Regions from separate parts of the Homo sapiens genome. Here region 1 is linked to region 2. Evidence: chromatin loops called from intact Hi-C (ENCODE). Cell type or tissue: prostate gland. All regions are shown on one strand. Links, peaks and the distances in the headings refer to the core of each region. The heading gives the core; the rest is flanking DNA.

The links. Hi-C counts contacts between places; a loop is a spot of excess contacts. Peaks named below come from ENCODE experiments on the same cell type or tissue, not always from the same donor. Only the 100,000 strongest peaks of a DNase experiment are listed, where the experiment ranks them.
Region 1: a loop joins it to region 2, with 1.9 times the contacts of the local background. A loop is called at or near these places in 5 of 110 quality-filtered maps.

The regions. Positions count from the first base shown.
Region 1 is chr12:15,680,004-15,689,401 of GRCh38, forward strand. It overlaps EPS8 (EGFR pathway substrate 8, signaling adaptor), which reads right to left. Exons shown (of 21, transcript NM_004447.6): 2 at 2,890-2,969; 3 at 1,223-1,299. The coding sequence starts at 2,948. Among named protein-coding and RNA genes, the nearest start is that of EPS8, 100 kb to the right of the region's middle. In prostate gland, for the core only: no CTCF peak of the experiment used is centred there; no DNase peak of the experiment used is centred there.
Region 2 is chr12:15,624,132-15,633,529 of GRCh38, forward strand. EPS8 (EGFR pathway substrate 8, signaling adaptor) reads right to left here. Exons shown (of 21, transcript NM_004447.6): 18 at 7,311-7,533; 19 at 96-276. Among named protein-coding and RNA genes, the nearest start is that of EPS8, 160 kb to the right of the region's middle. RefSeq lists an enhancer at 5,124-5,268 and a cis regulatory region at 5,189-5,202. In prostate gland, for the core only: no CTCF peak of the experiment used is centred there; a DNase peak (open chromatin) is centred at 5,200; H3K27ac peaks cover 2,769 bases.

The DNA.
Region 1 (9,398 bases), core at 768-8,767, 56 kb after region 2:
AATGACAAAATATTTATTGAATACATTCTCTAGATCTACAATTCATAACTATTAGACCATGGTAATAATGTCACAATACTTAATAAACTGAAACCAACAACAATCAGATTAATAAGGCTATAAAAAGTATAGGCATGTATGGTATTAAATCCATTTTATGAATGTCTGATTTCAGTGATAATGCCAATTCACTAACATAGGTAGAAAAACAATCACAAAACCTTAGAATTGTTTATTCTTACAACAGCCAAGAAGTTGCAGATCTAGATAATGTAAAAAAAGAATTTCACAATTTAGAAAATGCTGTTGGTTCCTATAGCACATAATATCGATAATATCAACAATAATAATAGCAAACACATACAGTGTTTTCTACTTGCCAAGAACAGTTCTAAGTATTTTGCATGTACTAACTTATTTAATGCTCATTTCAACCCTGTGAGATACCCCCATTACACAGATAAGCAAAATTAGGCACACGCAGGTAAATTAATTTGCCCAAGATCACTCAGATAATAAATAACTGAATTTGAACCTAGGAAGTCTGGTTCCAGAGTCTTTGCTATTAACCACAATATTATTCTCATTCTTTATTGTTATACAATAAAAGTGGCCATCCAGACCCTATACAAATAAATGCCATCCTAAACATATGTGGCAAACTTCAGGAGTCCTCGACTTCTTGTTACTTATGACTTCTATTTTGTATCTGAAGTGTAAAAAATAGTATGTATATGTGAGACAATCCAGAGAGGGCACTGGAAGTAAGATCAGGGAAAAAGCATAATCATTTTGCAGTGCATAAAGAAATTATATAACATCTATTAGACATACTGTAATAATACCCCCCAAAATTCAAGAGCTATCAGGAAAACGTTCTGTCACCTGTCAGCCCACCACCAACTAGATCAGTCACAAAGATCAACAAACATTATTACAAGTAGTAAATGGGAAAAGCCACCTAGGGCATTGGCACCATGCATAGGACTTTTGAAAGCACTGCAATACATTTCATCTGTAGTTCTAAAATGCATAACAGCAAGCAGAGTTCATGGCTTTGGTAGTTTTTATAAAAACTCTTCTTTAAAATAATCCTTATTTAGCTATCACTGCCTCATTCCAAACAATATTAAATGTGTGGGTTCAAACCATGAGTTTGAAAATGTAATTTGTAAAAAGTGGTTAGAAACAAAATTATACCCTATCAAATAAACAAACCTACCATAAAGGGCCTTTGCACTTGTTTTTGAACCATGTTCTCTGTCCGTCTGGGAAAAGGTAGGTGATGATCCGTAGCCACTGTAATAATAATAATAATAATAATAATAATAATATAAAAAGGTCATTGTGTTGGGTTAAAGTCCAATATAAGTAACAGAAACTCAACTAGAAAATAAAAATTCCAATGCACTATAATCACCACGTGTTTAAAAGAACATACTGATGGCCAGGCACGGTGGCTCACGCCTATAATCCCAGCACATTGGGAGGCCGAGGTGGGCACATCACCTGAGGTCAGGAGTTCGTGACCAGCCTGACCAACATGGAGAAACCCCATCTCTACCGAAAATACAAAATTAGCCGGGCGTTGTGGCGCATGCCTGTAATCCCAGCTACTCGGGAGGCTGAGGCAGGAGAATCGCATGAACCCGGGAGGTGGAGGTTGCAGTGAGCCAAGATCGCGCTATTGCACTCCAGCCTGGTGACAGAGCGAGACTCTGTCTCAAAAAAAAAAAAAAAAAAAAAAAAAATTAGCTAGGCATGGTGGCAGGCACCTGTAATCCCAGCTATGCAGGAGGCTATCTAACCTCTTGCTACTAATATGTTATGTGAAATAAATAGTGCTTTATTTGAATTTTACTCATTTTTTCAGTGAACATTTTTGTAAGACCCAAAACCTAGAAGAATAAGGACTATGGGAGGGGGAAACAGGGTGCTGTCAATAAAATAAGTACATAAAATAATTATAATAGAATGTGATATCTGGGTAAAACTAATAGATATGACATGTAAAATCAAAGAAGGACTAACTCTTCATCAACATATCTAAGAAAACTTTACTACCGCATTGACACAAGCAGAATCTAAATGAATGGAAAGAAGCTCTATAAACAGGCAGAGAATCAAGTGAGGAAAAGGTACGTGGAACTGACTCAAGAAATAGCACAGTGTCTGTGGAAAGATGCAGTTAATGTAACATTCCCAGAATAGACGAATGACTGGAGAAGCTGTGGCAGATTGAGGGCTTTTAGCATCATGATTAAGAATTACATTTTATTTTATTCTCTCAAAATAGTAAACATTACCTGTTATGAAAAAATGATGAGTAAAATATATACCACAATGGCCAATGTCAAATAATAACATTAATCGTAATACATAAGACAATGGCCAATTAAGTCAGGGTTATGATTTCAAGTTATACCTGGACCCACTGGAAATATTTTGTTAGTTTGCCTGATCTTTTCTAGTTTTACACAGTGGTAAATAACTTGATTAGTTTATACTAAATGACATTTAACCCTTCTCAAATGCCAATATTTTATAAATAACAATAACAGAATGCACCACAGAAATTCAAAGCTCTGAAGTAGATTATATATTCAACCATGAAAAGCAAGAATGCATAAAGTACTAGAATGAAACAGAAACATCTTCCAAGTGTGAGATCAATATCATTATCATAAGGCTATTTACTTTACCATCTTATTCTTATCAGACATAGTAAACTTTTAATAACATGTGTTGTAACAAAGATATTACATATTAATGAGGAATGAACTACTGAACTACACAACGAAAGTAATCTTTTCACTAAAAATATAAAACAATTAAAATCACCAAATCAAATTCCCCCAAAACATATTAAATATAAACTTTTCAACTTACTTCATCTGAGATGGGTACATTCCAAAACTACTGGGATGATTAGAAATATGACCATTCATTGTGTCTTTCACTTGTGTGTTCTAAAAAAAGAAAGACACATAGATTAAAGGCAATAAAAAGGTCAAGACATCTCAGTTTCAAAAGTTATTCATTCAACAAATATGTGTTGCTGCCAGGAATTATAGTAGAAATGCAAAGATAAAGATCTCCACCCTCAAAGAGCTCAGGCCCCAGAGGTATAGATGAACATTTAAACAAAGATCCAACTGGCATTTAAAATTAATATGCTAAAATTATAAGCAGATTTAGGTGAACAAAAGAAAAATCTAAAATATAGTTCTGAGTTCTCAAAGCATATAGACATAATTCTACATTCTGCCCAAACTCATAATCAACTATCAATTTTATGAGATGTTATTTTGTTTACTATTCCATTATAAAAGTAATATAAACTCATTTAATTTAAAAAGTTGAGAAATACAGAAAAGTACAAAAGCAAAAAGTATCACCCAGAGCCCTATCATTTACAGAGAACCAGGTAACAGTTACCTTGCAGTCTTTTTGCCTACAAGTGGTTTTCTTTCCTCCCTTCCTTCTTTTATTTCTTCTTTCCTTCAAAGCACATTTGACAACATGTGCTTTGTCAAATGCACAAATGCACATGGACACATCCTTTTTTCAAGAAACTTTTCATTTACACACTTCTTTTACTTTTCACAAGAAAATAACTTTAAAAATCAATATCAGATATTTAACCTCAAAAACCATTTTTAAATCTATTTTACAGATTGAACAAACTTCCTTCAAACAAGACAAATAATTAGTAAAACTTCCTCTTTACCAAATGGAATGGCCTTTTCTTTCTTCTAGATAACATTGCTGTACCCAATTTGTTTCTTTTCACTCCTGGATATTTGGTCCTCTCCGGGTTTGTGTCACTAAGCTATCCTGGATCCTGCCTTAGTTTTCTGAATTTTGTCTTTTCAAATATATTATATTACTATGTCCTCTCAATAACTGTGAGTTAGGCAGGACATACCCCAGCTTTATGGGCCAAGGGGGTGAAAGCATGAACAAATATTGATTATTAAGTTTCAGGTCCTGTGATGGATATTGGGACCACCAAAGTGAACCAAACAGACATGGTCCCAACTATAGGGCCAACAGTCTAGTGGGGGGAAACAGATAATGAATAAGTGTAAAATTTTAAGTTGTACTTATCATTACAAAGGGAACATTCATCATAACACGGATGCAAATAATAACAGAACTTAACTCTGATTGGAAGAGCACAGAAAGCCTACATAAAGAAATAATATTCAAGATCTGGTCACTTCGAGTTAATTCTGTCTCATTCTTCAGATCTCAGTTCAATCACAATGTCCTCAGGGGAAGATTTTACTGACCGTCCTGGATAGATAAAATCCCACTATCAGACACTCTCCATACTATAGACAATTTTTCAAAGCATTTATCACATTCATAACTTTTCCTTTACTTAAATTAATACCTGACTCTTCACTAAACTCTTAGCCCCCAAAAGGCTTGAATTTTTGTTTGATGACTTCTGCTTTTCAAATAAGAAGAAGGGTACCAGGCACAGAATAGGTGTTCATTAAATATTTATTCAAAGAAAGAAAGAAGGAAATCCATGTCCCACTCTTCAAAGAGTTTATTGTATTCTTAGGGAAACAAAGTTAATTCATGTAAAACAAATAGTAAGGAATTAAGTCCCAACATATGTAGCTCTATTTTAAATCTGCTAGAAGTTCGGAGAGGGAAAAGGCCATGAAGACTGTCATTACTTTCTGGAAGGGCTGGGACTTGACCTAGTTCTTAAAAAAATGGGTAAGAATGGCCCTCAAAACACTGGACTTTAATTTAAGCTTTCCTATCCACTGCTTAAAAGCACATTTATAAATTAAGAAGCAAAGAAAGATCGGCCTCTGCCCTATACATGCATGTACTTATAAAATTACATGTATATTACATTGCTGTGCTCCATTTTTGTTGTTTTCCTTCTTCAGTTTACACTTGGATACAATCAGTGGTGTGCTGGTAAACCAATTCTCAGGGTGGGACAAGGCAGAGGGCCTGATTTGTAGTGCTTATTGTTTTCCATGGTATAAATATTCCCACCATGGCCAATTTCAAGCAGTCAGTGGTTTAACAGCAGCTTACAAAATTCCTAAATTCTTCACGATTGGCTAAGGATCCAACTGCAGCACATCATTGCTACGTTCTATAATTTGGGCCAGAACAGAGGCCTGGAATAACATTATGGAACTAGAGATAGTCTGGAATTTTAACACTATTCCTGGCACTAACTGGGCTAGGAAAGTCAATTAAGCCTCTGGCCTCTGTCTCAATGTCCTCGTCAGTAAAATAGAGATAATTCTTCGTCTTCCGAGCTCACAGTGCTAGTGTAAAGATGAAATGAGATAGATGTGCAAGTTTCTTCCAAAACTGAAAAAAAAAGAAGTGTTCTTTCAAAGCAAGCTGGTTCATTCAGTATATAAATTAAACCCCCAGGGTTTGTGCTGATTTTGATCTGGTTTGCGTTTTAAAACCACAGCAGCTGGTTTTAATGAAAAGTGATAGCCACAGCATCTCATCTTTTCATGTTTAATTCTTCATGACAATCAAATAAATGCATGGTCTCTCTTTTGTTTTAAAATAGTGATCTGTTAGAATAAGAGAACATTAGAAAAGGGGATAGAAAATGGCAATTTGCTAAATTGAATTTTAAATATAGAAACTTTTTGTCATTTGGCAATCACAGTTTCACTTATCACGGCGGCTCATGTGGCAAATATGGAGGCTTTCAAATACCCAATTTGAGCGATTGCAGTGTATACCATGCGGAGGAAACAATTACAAATGTTTGTCTTTTTTTCCATTAGGCTTTTAAGACATACCCAGTTTATACCCATATACACAATTTAAAATAATGATCAACTCTAACTGAAAAATTAAGTGTTTTTATTTTTATAAACTGTTAAAGCAACCTAAAAACTAAAGAGACAAAGGTTTTTTTAATCGCTTTTAAGTTTAATGACTCACAAATGCAGTTAATCACACTAACTACATAATTCTGCTGAAAGTATACACTAAAGCCATCATAATAGCTACCACCTACAGTTGGCTCCTGAACAAGAGGAGGGTGAACTGCAGAGTCCACTTACAAGCAAATTTTCTTCCACCTCTGCCACCCAGAGACAGCAAAACCGACCCCTCCACTTCTTCTCCCTCAGCCTACTCAACATGAAGACAAGGATGAAGACCTTCATGATGATCCACTTCTATTTCATGAATAGTGAACATATTTTCTCCTTCTTAAGTATTTTCTCTAGCTTACTTTATTTTAGAATATATAATACATATACAAAATACGTTAATCAACTATTTATATGATCTTAGGTAGACAGTAGGCTATTAGTATATGTTTTAGAGGAGTCAAAGTTATACACAGATTTTTGACTGAGTGGGGGTCAGCACCCCAATCCCTGCATTTGCTCAAGGGTCAGCTATATTTGATTTTAAGTAACAGCATCAATTTCCTTATGAAAACACTTTTAGTAAGTCGTAGTTACTATAATTTTATCTTTATTTTCTACAGAAAATAAAATTCTTTGGCAATTAGAAGGATACAAATGATAAATTTAAGATCTAAGTTAAGCGAATGAAAAATGTAACACACTATAATTTTCAAAAAGAAAGGAAATGGAATATATAAAAAATGACTAAGAAGAAATAAACAAGGCTATAAGGTTAACTCAGCAAATTAAATTTGTATCAGAAGGTTTTAAGATCCTCAAATATAAGTTTTAGATTCCTTTTCTTTACTCTTGCTTGCATCTCATATCAATTTTCAAATTGGTAGATGAGTATGTAGTCATGACTCAATATTAGAAAACTACTTACCCAATCTTGCTGCCACATAATTAGTAACTCTCTGCATATTTAACTGTCCTTCAAATGACTTGTGTTCTCAGAAAATATCACAGATTTTTTTATCTACAGAAGTGTGTTTTTGTGTGTTTGGATATGATATTGAAACATCTATGTCTAGGTTTCAATTTAATTTAATTTATGTCTCCCAGTCTAAGTTACAACCAAGTGGGAGGGGGTATTATCATTACTTAGGATTTTCACTAAAAGATCAGTGAAACTTAATTTCCACCAATACTTTGTGACATTGTCTAACAATGATTTTGTTTCAAACATTAAAAAAAAAATCTTCTTTAAACCTCTTAAATCATCACACATTTTGTCTCCTGCAATGTCTTCTAGAGCAATCACGTTTTAATATCTCTTTCCAGTACCATTGGTAAAGACGGCACCATGTATTTTTCTATGCTATTTTTTCAAATATCAATTAACAAAGAATTTTTATGTGTGAATAAACTCAAAAAACTAATAAGGATATTAAGTTCTTGTAACAATAATGTGGTTAATGCCTGTGAAGGTATCACAATTTCTAGACCATATAGAAGAACAGTATTTTCTCAACACCAGTATCAATGTAAATGGAGTAGTTTTATGCCTTTAAGTCAACACAATAAAATCACTTAAAATAGTTAACTTAGTTCCTCTTTCTTTATGACAAAATTCTTAAGCTGTTTATAAATCAGAACATAATTTTGGGAAAAGTCTATGATCAAATCAGAATGTTGTTTGGTTAACAAGTGGCTGAAGAAAACTACTTATAACAAAATTTAATATGCAACTTTAGAAAGAACTACTTTAGCACTAATTATGTTTGCTATTGTGATGGTGTTCATAGGAAGGGCTAATAAAGAAAAGAGGCATAGACATATTCTAATACTACTATTATATTTCCCTCCAGTTCTTGTCTATTCCCTGAGTTGCTATGATGACATCATCAGCACACATGTACTACTGGATGCTATACTATACATGGAAATTACTAATATCTCAGTTCAAAATGTTTTGATATTTTACTGACTTGGGAAACTATGCTAATTTTAAAAAGAATCACTTCTATTTATTGAGTTTTAACTCTGCATCAGGTATCATGCTAAATGCATTCTATTGTCTTAATCTTGACATTAGTTTTTGAAGGAAGTACTATTCTTCATTCTCATTTTATAGATGAAGAAATTGAAACAAACAGACTGCCATTTGTGTGGTATTTTGAAGCTTAATAAAATCACATAGTACCATGAATGACTGAAAAGTAATGTCTTATTTGCATCTAAGGTAAAATCATAGGCAGAAGTGAACACAAAGGAGAAAGGGAAAGAAAACATTTAATGAGCCCCCAGTTCATAAGACATTTTACAAATATCACCTCACTTTATCCTTAAAACAACATTATCAGCTAGTTATTGGCTCTATTTTATGGGTGAGATGACAGCCTCAAGGCGGTTAAGTCATTTGCCTAAGTGGTAATGATACGGAAGGGAAGGGAGTGGTCCCTTTAAATAATACAGAAGTGGGGAAAGGAAGTGCTGGGTAGAGGAAGGCGGGGTCACTGGTTAGGGCTCCACCCCCATGGACCTAGATGAGGACAGGCATTTTTGTTTTCCTGCCCAAATGTTGCATTTCCCAAGACCAGCCTGGCTTGCCACGCCCCCATTTTGTGCCTATAAACACCCTGAGAACCTAGCAGGCAGGCACATAAGCAGCTGGACATTGAGAGGGGCACATCGGCAGAGGAACACACCAACAGGCACTAGCATGCTGCAGGCCACTAACCAGCAGAATGACGCGGAATTTGGAGTTTAGCAGGGGCAGCCGGACTCCAGGGGAAAACCATTCTCCCTTGTGGCTCCCCCATCTGCTGAGAGCTACCTCCACTCAATAAAACCCTGCACTCATTCTCTAAGCCCACGTGTGATCCGATTCTTCCCATACGCCAAGGCAATAACCCCAGGATACAGAAAACCCCCTGTCCTTGCAATAAGGTAGAGGATCTAATTGAGCTGGTTAACACAAGCTGTCTATAGACAGCAAAACTAAAAGAGCACCCTGTAACACTCGCCCACGGGGGCTTCATCTGTAAACATTCACTCCTAGACACTGCTGTGGGATTGGAACCTCACAGCCTGCCAGTCTGCATGCTCCCCTAGAGGTCTGAGCAGCGGGGCACTGAAGAAACAAGCCACACCGACATTGCATGCCCTGCGAGGGGGACAAAGGAACTTTTCTTGTTTCAGTAACAGAAGAAGCTAAAATTAGAAGCAGAACTCAAACTCTGATCTGACTGACTTATATCCCTTTTTTTTTTTCAGTAAGTTACACCATTGTGTGATAGTTTGACCACTGTGTGCTTGCCAAAAGTTTTCAGTTTTATTTGCTCGGATGTGCAATTATATTCTTTATTCTAATCAACTCTTCTTAAAATAAGGTATTAAAAATGCTAGTTTTTGGAAAGGAAGAGTATTTACTGAGAAAACTAGGATTAAATATATTTTTAATGCTAAATATCCTTTTTCCATAACAGCACCACATGCTAAATTAGTACAGCTCAACATACTTTACAA
Region 2 (9,398 bases), core at 949-8,948:
GTTTTATAACAGTTATCTGTGACATCTAACTAAGCAAATTGAAAACAATGCATGTTGTACACACAGAATTGCAAAGTATTCACAGAGAGACTCACACAGGGTTGAATCCCTTTGACTGTAACCACGTCTTCACATCCTCTGGTGTGGAGTCGTAAGTGATATTGATAACTGGCACGTTCTGCCGTGGCACATGGAATTTCTTCTGAGCGGCACTCCGACCAATGGTCAGTCTGTGGATGAGTTCATCTTGCACTTCCTCCATCTGAGATTTCCTTCCTAGACACCAACAGGGAGTAGGTTCTTTTTGAAAATCCCTAATATTACATCACCCTCTCTAGAACCCCAATCTCTATAATCCTTGACCCCAGTAGGACCTACAGTCTAGTGTTCCTACCATCTTTCCTCACTTTTATCCTCGCCTGGTATAAATGCCATGATCAATTATTAAAATAACTCCCTGGCTCTTCTCTAGTCTCTTCATTGTACTCCTTTGGCAAAACCCCAATCCTGGTTAAACCTAACTTTCTGCGTATTCTGTGCCTGCACCTGCACAGCTGAATATAACACAACAATGCTGAATGATCTCATGTTAAATTCATGATTATGAACCTTAACTTGGCTGTTAATGCTTCCTGACAATTATACTACATTTCCTTAGACTGGTGGCTCTCAACTGGGGACAGTTTTGGCCCCAGAGGACATTTGGGAATATCTGGAGACACTTTTGGTCGTCACAATTGAGGGAGAAAAAGGGGAAAGGCTGCTGCTGTCACACAGTGGGTAGAAGCCTGGGATGCACACAACATTCTATAATGTCAGCCTCTCCTACAGCAGAGAATAACCCAGCCTCAAAGGCCAAGAAGTCCTGCCTAAGGTCATGTAACTGCCCACTGTCTTAGACAAGTATTGAATATATTCTACTTTCTCTCTACAAACTTCTAACCCTATTCCCCAATCCTCACCTTGAGCTGATCTCATTTCCTAATTTATGAATAAAATAGTTAGAAGAAAACCTCCGTAAGTTCCTCTAGTAGTTCTTCCTAACAGCACTTTCCCCATATGTTCTGCCTGCCTTCCTATTATGTTATATAAGAGCTGTTTCCCTGCTCCCAAGGCTAACTATCCATGTATGCACTAGGCCTCAAGTTCTCTGCCTATTCAAATACTGAGTCATTTCTCCCTTATTTATCCTGTTATTAATTTTCCTTCTTCACTGAATCAGTTCATCAGCCTGCAAACATGCTATTATTTTATGATTTCTGTTACCTTTAAACAAGTCCTTTTTACCATGTCCTTTCCCAGCTACTGCCCATTTTTCTGCTCCTTTTACAGCAAAGTTCACGAAAAGTTGCCTGTACTAGTGGACTCCAATTCCCATTCTCCTATTTTCTCTTAATGTCGCCGAAATTCAATTTTGCTTTTCCCCCCATCTCTCTACTACACTTTGCTAAACTCCAGCCAATTCTTTCCCAGCTACTATCTTATTTAACCTATCAGCACACATTTGAAGCAGAAGATTCCTCCTTGAAACATTTTCTCCCTGTGGCCTCCAGGATACCACAGTCTCCTCATTTTCCTCCCATGTTTCTGGACTCCCCTTCTCTGGATCCTCTTCTGAATATTCTCATCTCTCCAACTAAGTAATATTAAGGTGCTCTAGGGGACACTCCTGAGACTCATCTCTGCCAGCACTACCTCCATCAATGACCACTGTGCTTAGGTTCATGGCCATTTAAAAGATGATGGTTACCAAATTATTTTTCCAGTCCTCTTACTCGGAACTTGGGTGCATATATGCTGTCTACTTGATATATTCATTTGGGTATTTCTTAAATAGCTCAAATGCATGTCAAATATAGCATGCCCAAACCTGAATTCCCGATCTTCTTCCTGAAGCTTGCTTTTATGAACTCTTAGACTTGCTTTTTAGACTTCTCAACTCACTTAATGACAATTCTATCTTTCCAGTTCTGGCAAAATACCACGGAGCTGCACTTGATTCCTGTCCTATACTACATCCAATCCATCAGCAGATCCTGTTAGTCTGACCTCATAATGTATCCAAAATCCAATGATTTCACTGTATTTTTTCTGTTGCCAGCTTGGTCTGAGTTACCAGCCTATTAACAGATCTCTCTGCTTCCACTCCCTACCACCCTACCCATTTCTCTTCATTCTCTTCTCAGTATAACAACTAAGTGATTCTTTTAAAATGTAAGTCAGGCTAGGTGGCTCATGCCTGTAATCCAAGCACTTTGGGAGGCTGAGGCAGGCGGATCACAAGGTCAAGAAATCGAGACCATCCTGGCCAACATGGTGAAACCCAGTCTCTACTAAAAATACAAAAATTAGCTGGGCGTGGTGGCATGTGCCTGTGGCCCCAGCTACTCGGGAGGCTGAGGCAGGAGAATCTCTTGAACCCAGGAGGCGGAGGTTGCAGTGTGCCAAGATAGCGCCACTGTATTCCAGCCTGGCAACAGAGCAAGACTCCGTCTCAAAAAAAAAAAAAAAAAAAAAATGCAAGTCAGATGTTGCAGCCCCTCTGCTCAAAACATTCCCAAGTGATCCTAATTACTCCCAGTAAAAGGCCCTACAAGACCTCCACCACTCTAAAGCCACTCCACAACTCTTCTGGAGCCCTTCACTCTTGCTCCCAATGGCTCCCTTGGTGCTCTTCAAATTTAAAGGCCACTCTAGTCTGCTCTGTCTGGAATGCTTTCCCCCGCATCTCCACATAGCTTACTCCTCCCCACCTTTCTATTTCCCCTGATGTATATAAAACTGCAATCCCTCCCCAAAAGCACTCTCTATCCACATAGTTTTATTAGTCTCCAAACCACTTACCACCTTCTTGATAGATAGTTTTGTCTATCATCTTTTTTTTTTTGAGAAAGAGTCTCACTCTGTTGCCATACTGGAGTGCAGTGGCACAATCTTGGCTCACTGCAACCTCCGCCTCCTGGGTTCAAGCGATTCTCCTGCCTCAGCCTATGGAGTAGCTGGGACTATAGGCGTGTGCCACCATGCCCATGCCCAACTAATTTTTGTATTTTTAGTAGAGATGGGGTTTCACCCTGTTGGCCAGGATGGTCTCAATCTCCTGACCTCGTGATCCACCCACCTTGGCCTCCCAAAGTGCTGGGATTACAGGCATGAGCCACCGCGCCCAGCCAACTTAATCGTTTTTTAACCTACCTCCTTTCATTAAAATATAAGCCTGAGGAGAAAAAGGATGCTTCCCTTTTTTGCTTGCATCTATATCCTAATACGTGGAACGGTGCTTTAATTCAATAAATACTTGTTGAATAAATGAATGAATGAGGCATTCTGCTGACTTTTTCACCGAGACTTTGAGAATCATCATGTACAAACCCCTTACATAACCAGATAAGAAAATGAAGGCCAAAAACAGAGAAATGATCTGTCAAAGTCACATTTCAATTAGTAGAATAATTTAGCTAGAACTGGATCTTCTGACTTTCAGCAGAGGGCTGTTTTATAGCCAAAGTCATTAAAATCACCTTTGATTAACTTCCCTAGCTACTCCTTTTTCCTAGCCATTTATGCTAATGGAAAAGATGTGTGTGTATATGAACATACTGTCATGACAAAAATAGGAAAGGCATAAAAGTACAGGAAGGGGAATCATGTGTCTGTGTATTTTAAAATATGTGTGTATATATACATAGGTACATTATGTTCGTTGTTTGTTTTCACTTTCAAGAAATAAGAACAATCTAATTAAGTTGGCAAGTGACAATAACCTGGTCACTTAGGGAGCTTTTTGTGACCAATGTTCTATGATTTTTCCCCCCTAGGGAAAGGGTTTTAGAAAGTGTTTGGTGCCCCTGGGAAATAAGGGAAAGTGTGAATAGTTAGTGTTATTTCAGTCTAATTTTTTTTAATGCCTCAAGTATCTAGGAAATCTTTTGAAGTAATCAAAAAAGGGGAAAAGGGGAGGGAGGGAGGGAGGGAGGAGTAGGGGGTGCTAGAGAGAGTAAGAGAGAATACTATTGATTGTTACATTTAAGTATACATTATGTGCATTTCATTAGCTACCTTTTAAAAAATCACTACAACAAACTGTCAAACAGCATATGAGTGCATCTCAAAAGAATAAAAAATAAAATGTATCACCACACTAAAAGATTTGGTTTCTCATCTGCTGACTTAGTCAGTATATCAATCATCACCAGTCCACAGCATAGTTTTCTTCCAGGAAGGACAAAAAAACCTCCACCTAACATGTTCCTGGGCTTTTGCTTTCCATTTCCAATGTTCTAACACACAACAGCAAACCAGAATAACTTTACACCTTTCTAAAGTAACACTCTGATTACAAAAGATTAAATTCGAATAAAAGGACTACCATTTCAAAGGAAATGGGAGAAATACAAAGCAACTAAAGTTTGGCATCTTAAAAGCGATAAAAGGAGAACCTTTTGGGATCCTGCGATAAAACAGCCTGAATAGCTTCTATGACACAAGGCTTCACAGTTATTTTGAATAGGCAACACACAGACTTCCACAAAAGGGCTTCACTCTTGCCACTTGCTACGTTGTAAAAACAGGCATGTTGGCTTTTTTCCCCTGTTCATAGCTGCTACTTGATAGATTTCTATGAGTATTTACTTCCTAGTTCCTTTCATTTTATTTTTACCAGAAGTTTAGGCAGTAAGCAGAGAATGTGGGTAGATGAGTAGGCATATTTTGAGAGAAATTTGGCTATCAATAAACACACACTGAAATATGTGCTACTGTCTGGTTCTAAAAGAACATTAAGCCCCAACATTCATTCAGAGAAAAACTGTTCTGCAATAAAGTTATCAAGAAATATTTGTTTTATAAAAAGAAATATATTTATTTAATGCCAAACTGTATTTTTGAGATATTTTAAAAAGGAACTTACATAAGTTGCAAATATATTGTAAGATTTTTAATATTCTAAGGAAACAAGTATGTGTGTTAATTTTGGGAGAGATGTTTATATTTTATACACCAATGCCACCCTTTTACTTATGAAAAACAGACTTCAACATGATGAGTCACAATTATCAGGAGAGTTCTCTATCTTTAAAAGTATGCAAACTATGCCTCTTTCCCACTAGGTTATTCTTGGTTTCTCAGCGTGAACAAAGAACAGACTGTCCTAACCCACACACTGCTCCAAATGGGGACTGGAGGCCGATGAACTTTGATCCTAGCTAGGCCTGGATAAAGAGTCCCACCGTGTCAAAGATGACTGTGCTGACGTCTCTACGGAGGGAAATGCTATAAACTTGTGGGAAGAATAAAGAAGAGAACAGTCATTTCTAAGAGGAAGTTTTCTCCTTAGGGAACTCAATAAAAATATTTATAGAAATTTCTCATCTTAAAACTATGTCTTTAGTGTATTTGAAAAAGAAAACTCTTTTTAAAAACTCCACATAATTTTAAAAACTTAGTAGCATATTCTATTTTATTATGGTTCTACACACTCACGCACACAGTTGTTTTTGCTGTACAGAAAGAGCTAATCACTTTTCCAAAACTTCATTTTTCCTTTAGTTTCCTGGCAAGATAGATATGACAGTCATTTAAATTGGACATACCGTGGGAGAAAAATTAATGAGTAAAAGTAGGCTTATGCTTATTGCATTTAACCAGAATTTTTAGAATTGTTAAATAGTAATAGTTTTAGTGTCTTTTTTATTTTTTATTTTATCAAGAATGTCCACAACTGAACAGATGTGGCAATAACTTACTGACGTGAGAAAAACAGTAGGATGAAAATGGGAGTGAAAGATTCAGCCATTTAGTTTTGAACATAAATAGAAAGCATCCAATCTCAGCTATAAAGTTAATAGTTCCATACTGGTATCTGGATGTCAGAGATGAGTTTTAATACGATGACTAATTTGGGAATCATTCTTTTCCCAACAATATAAATAGTATTGAAAGAAATGGAAATAGAATGAACTACAGTAAAAGTATGTTTATGTGGAAAACGAAGGCAGAACCCTAAGAGAGGCCCACATTGAGGGAAAGATAGATATCCATCTCTCTCTCTCTGTCTCTCTATCTCTCTCTCACTCACACACACACACACACACACATACACACACACACTTCATATACTTTTGTCATATTGGGGAAATATGAAATATCTTCATAGCTCTGGTTTTCCAAGAGTTTTTACACATCAAGTATAGGTAAAGCCAAGTAACTTTATAATACGTTTAAAACACCAAATTTGGAGATTAAATTGACATGCCATATACTACAAGGTTAAACAAAATTTATCTTAAAACTACCTTCAGTTTTCAAAATATCTACACTGCTATTCACCAATAATACAAATAAGGATAATCCAAAGTTGGTCATAGTGTCTTTTTAGTTTACTTAAATATGGTTTTCATAGAAACCATTTATATGAAACATCAAATTTCAAGTTATGAAAATATGGCACTGAAGTGTAAGTCACATGAAATTTGAATTTGGAGGCTAAATCTGAGACTACTATTGGCAGGTGATTATATTAACATAGTGTGATTGTGCAGCTACTGTGAATAGCAAACAAGAGGAAGAGAAGTAGGAAGGTTATGATGATGATGATGATGGCGACAGCAGGATGTAGTTAGTGACTGCATATTACGTGTCATACAGGGGTCAAAATCAGTCAGGGGTTTTCAACCTCAGCACCATTGATATTTTGGGCCAGATAACTCTGTTGCTGGGGACTGTCCTGTGCATTGTAATTGTTGCTAAGTGTCCCTGGTCTCTACCCATTAGACATCAGTAGCATCCCCCCAGTTTTGACAACCAAAAATGTCTTCAGGCAATATCAAATGTCCTCAGAAGGATGGAGAAGAAGACAAAATCGCTCCTGGCTGAGAAGCACTGAAGTAGATGCTTTCTATGCATTATCTCATTAAATCCTCACACTTATCCTATGAAGCAGATACTATTATTTTTCTCCACTTTTTAGATATTGAAGTGCTGAGAGGATAATTAAATCATTGAAGGTCAGGAAGCTGGCAAGTGTTGTTTTGGTATACAAATTCCAGGATGTCTGGCTCCAGAGTCTGCATTCAATTATCATAACAGATTGGAAAAGGAGTAGAAAGGCATGCATTAGAGAGTGGAGAGAATACTTCCTGTTTCTCAGAACTACGTAGCTGATGAGAAACCAGGTGAAAATCTTTGCAATCTATTAAGTACCATGCAAGTATAAAGGACTTTAATACAAGTAGAATCAGCAGTAAACAATATTTTACTTAGTAGTGCTTTTAATTTGCAGAAGACATTTTTTGCCTCCCTGGGAAACTTACGGTCCACCGGAAGTTGTTTGTGTCTCTGGCTGTCTCGCACGATACTGCCACCACTGTCACTGGAGCTGCTGTTTTGACGTGTTATATTTGCTGGGACCTTTGACACAGGAACAGGTGCTGGAGTGGAAGGGGGAAGGGGAACAGGAACAGGAGCTGGTGTTGGAGGAGGTGATGGAGCAGGGGGAGTATCAGCTGGTCTTGGGCCATACTCCATCCTTTGTTTCTATAAAAAGACAAATAATTAACTTAAAATTTAAAAAATATAAACCTAGGCTAGGAAAACAAATTATACTTTGATAGGACATTGTTGGCTATTTTTAAACTTACTTGCAAACCCATTACTCATTTATCTGTAATCCTATATGGTATAATGACCATTAAAAATCATATTTTAAACATTCTACATAATTTGTTCAAAGTCAAAACATTAGTTAAGGAGTCACAAGGCTACGTCAATAGCAAATAGTAGTATTATAGTAATAAATGTCAAGAAAACAGAATTTGGGCTTGGAATCACACAAGATGAGGGGAGGCAGAAAGATTTATAATTATTTTTTAATTTATGCTAATAATAATTTCCAATTGCACTGGAAGTCTAAATGTCAACAGCATAAAGCATCACTTACTCATTTTAAATGTACGCTATATTCAAAGATTTTTAATTTTGTTTCCAATAAATAATTTTAAAATATTGGTATTATTTTGTTCAAGGCATAACTTTTTCTGCCATCATCTTAATGCTAATTTATTAAAATTAGAAATTTCCCTTGTTAAAATGGAAATGTCACGGGGTGGATGGTTGTGAGGGTAATGGTATGGTCTTTAAATGTTTATGATTGCAACTTACAAACGAATACTAGAAAGGGACCTGTGGCCATTTGTATTAAAAAAGGTAGGTGTGACAAAATGCTTTTTAATAATTTTAAAATCATGATTGTTAGGCATACTTATAAAACAGCATTTGTGCATATTCCCTATTTAAAACACACATAATAGTTAACACTTTAAATCTAAGTAAAATAATTTTAATAGATAATGCATTGTGAGAGTCTCCAAATTCTCAAAAGGCACATTTTCTTTTTAGAATCAAAGATACAGGACAATTATTTGTAATTAAGGCAAAGTTTAGATACTGCACTGGCACAATTTTAATTATTCTAATTTAGGATTAGCATATTACATGCAAAAAGACCTTTTGGTAATCTGGTCCTTTGATTAGAACAGTATTTACTTTTAAATTCTAAAATGGCCCAAATATCAGGTAGTATTGATTTTAACAGAGTCCTCCCAATTTCCACAGAGATCAAAAACAAAAATACACACCACACACAGACACATCACTTTTTAATTAAACTATTACTCAAAAACAACACATCAACCTTCATCAGTCCACTTCACGGCAAATGACTAACACCTGTGGAAACCGGTGTGGGAAGGAGCCCTCATTCTTTTCAGCTCGCTCTACTACTCACTGACCAGTGGGATGGGGTCAAGGAAGTGGGAAGCGTATTATGAAAGGATGGAAGTATATCTGAAAGGAGTGTTTATAATGCTGGTAGATGCTGAGGGAAGAAGGAGGGCAAGGAGGAGAGAGGCAGGACAGGAGGGAAGGAGGGAGTAAAGGGTAAGATTCTCAGAGTAAGAGAAGGAGTTAGGTGGGACAGAAACTGAGTTGCTAATCCCCTTAGCATTCAAGGCTTAGAAATATTTTTAATGTATTCAATACTGTATTAGAATGAAAGAATGAATTGTTATTATTATTCCCCACAAACAATCTTCCTATATTTGGGCCAATAAAATACTTAAAGCAGTCAAAATACAGCAAACATCACCAGAATGTAATACTTAGCACACACCAAAGTCATCTGATTAATGTATATGCAATGTTCCCTTGACAAGAATGTCCTCTGCACGTAATTTCATGAAGGGCAAATGAATTCTCACATTAGTGTTTCAAAAGCATCATAGTTTCAATTATTGTTTTTAAAGCCTAAACAAACAAAAATGCCATGAGCCCTGCTTTCCATATGATTCATAATTTTTGCTTTTGCTATTCATCAAATACTATTGTGAGAAAGTGAATAAACT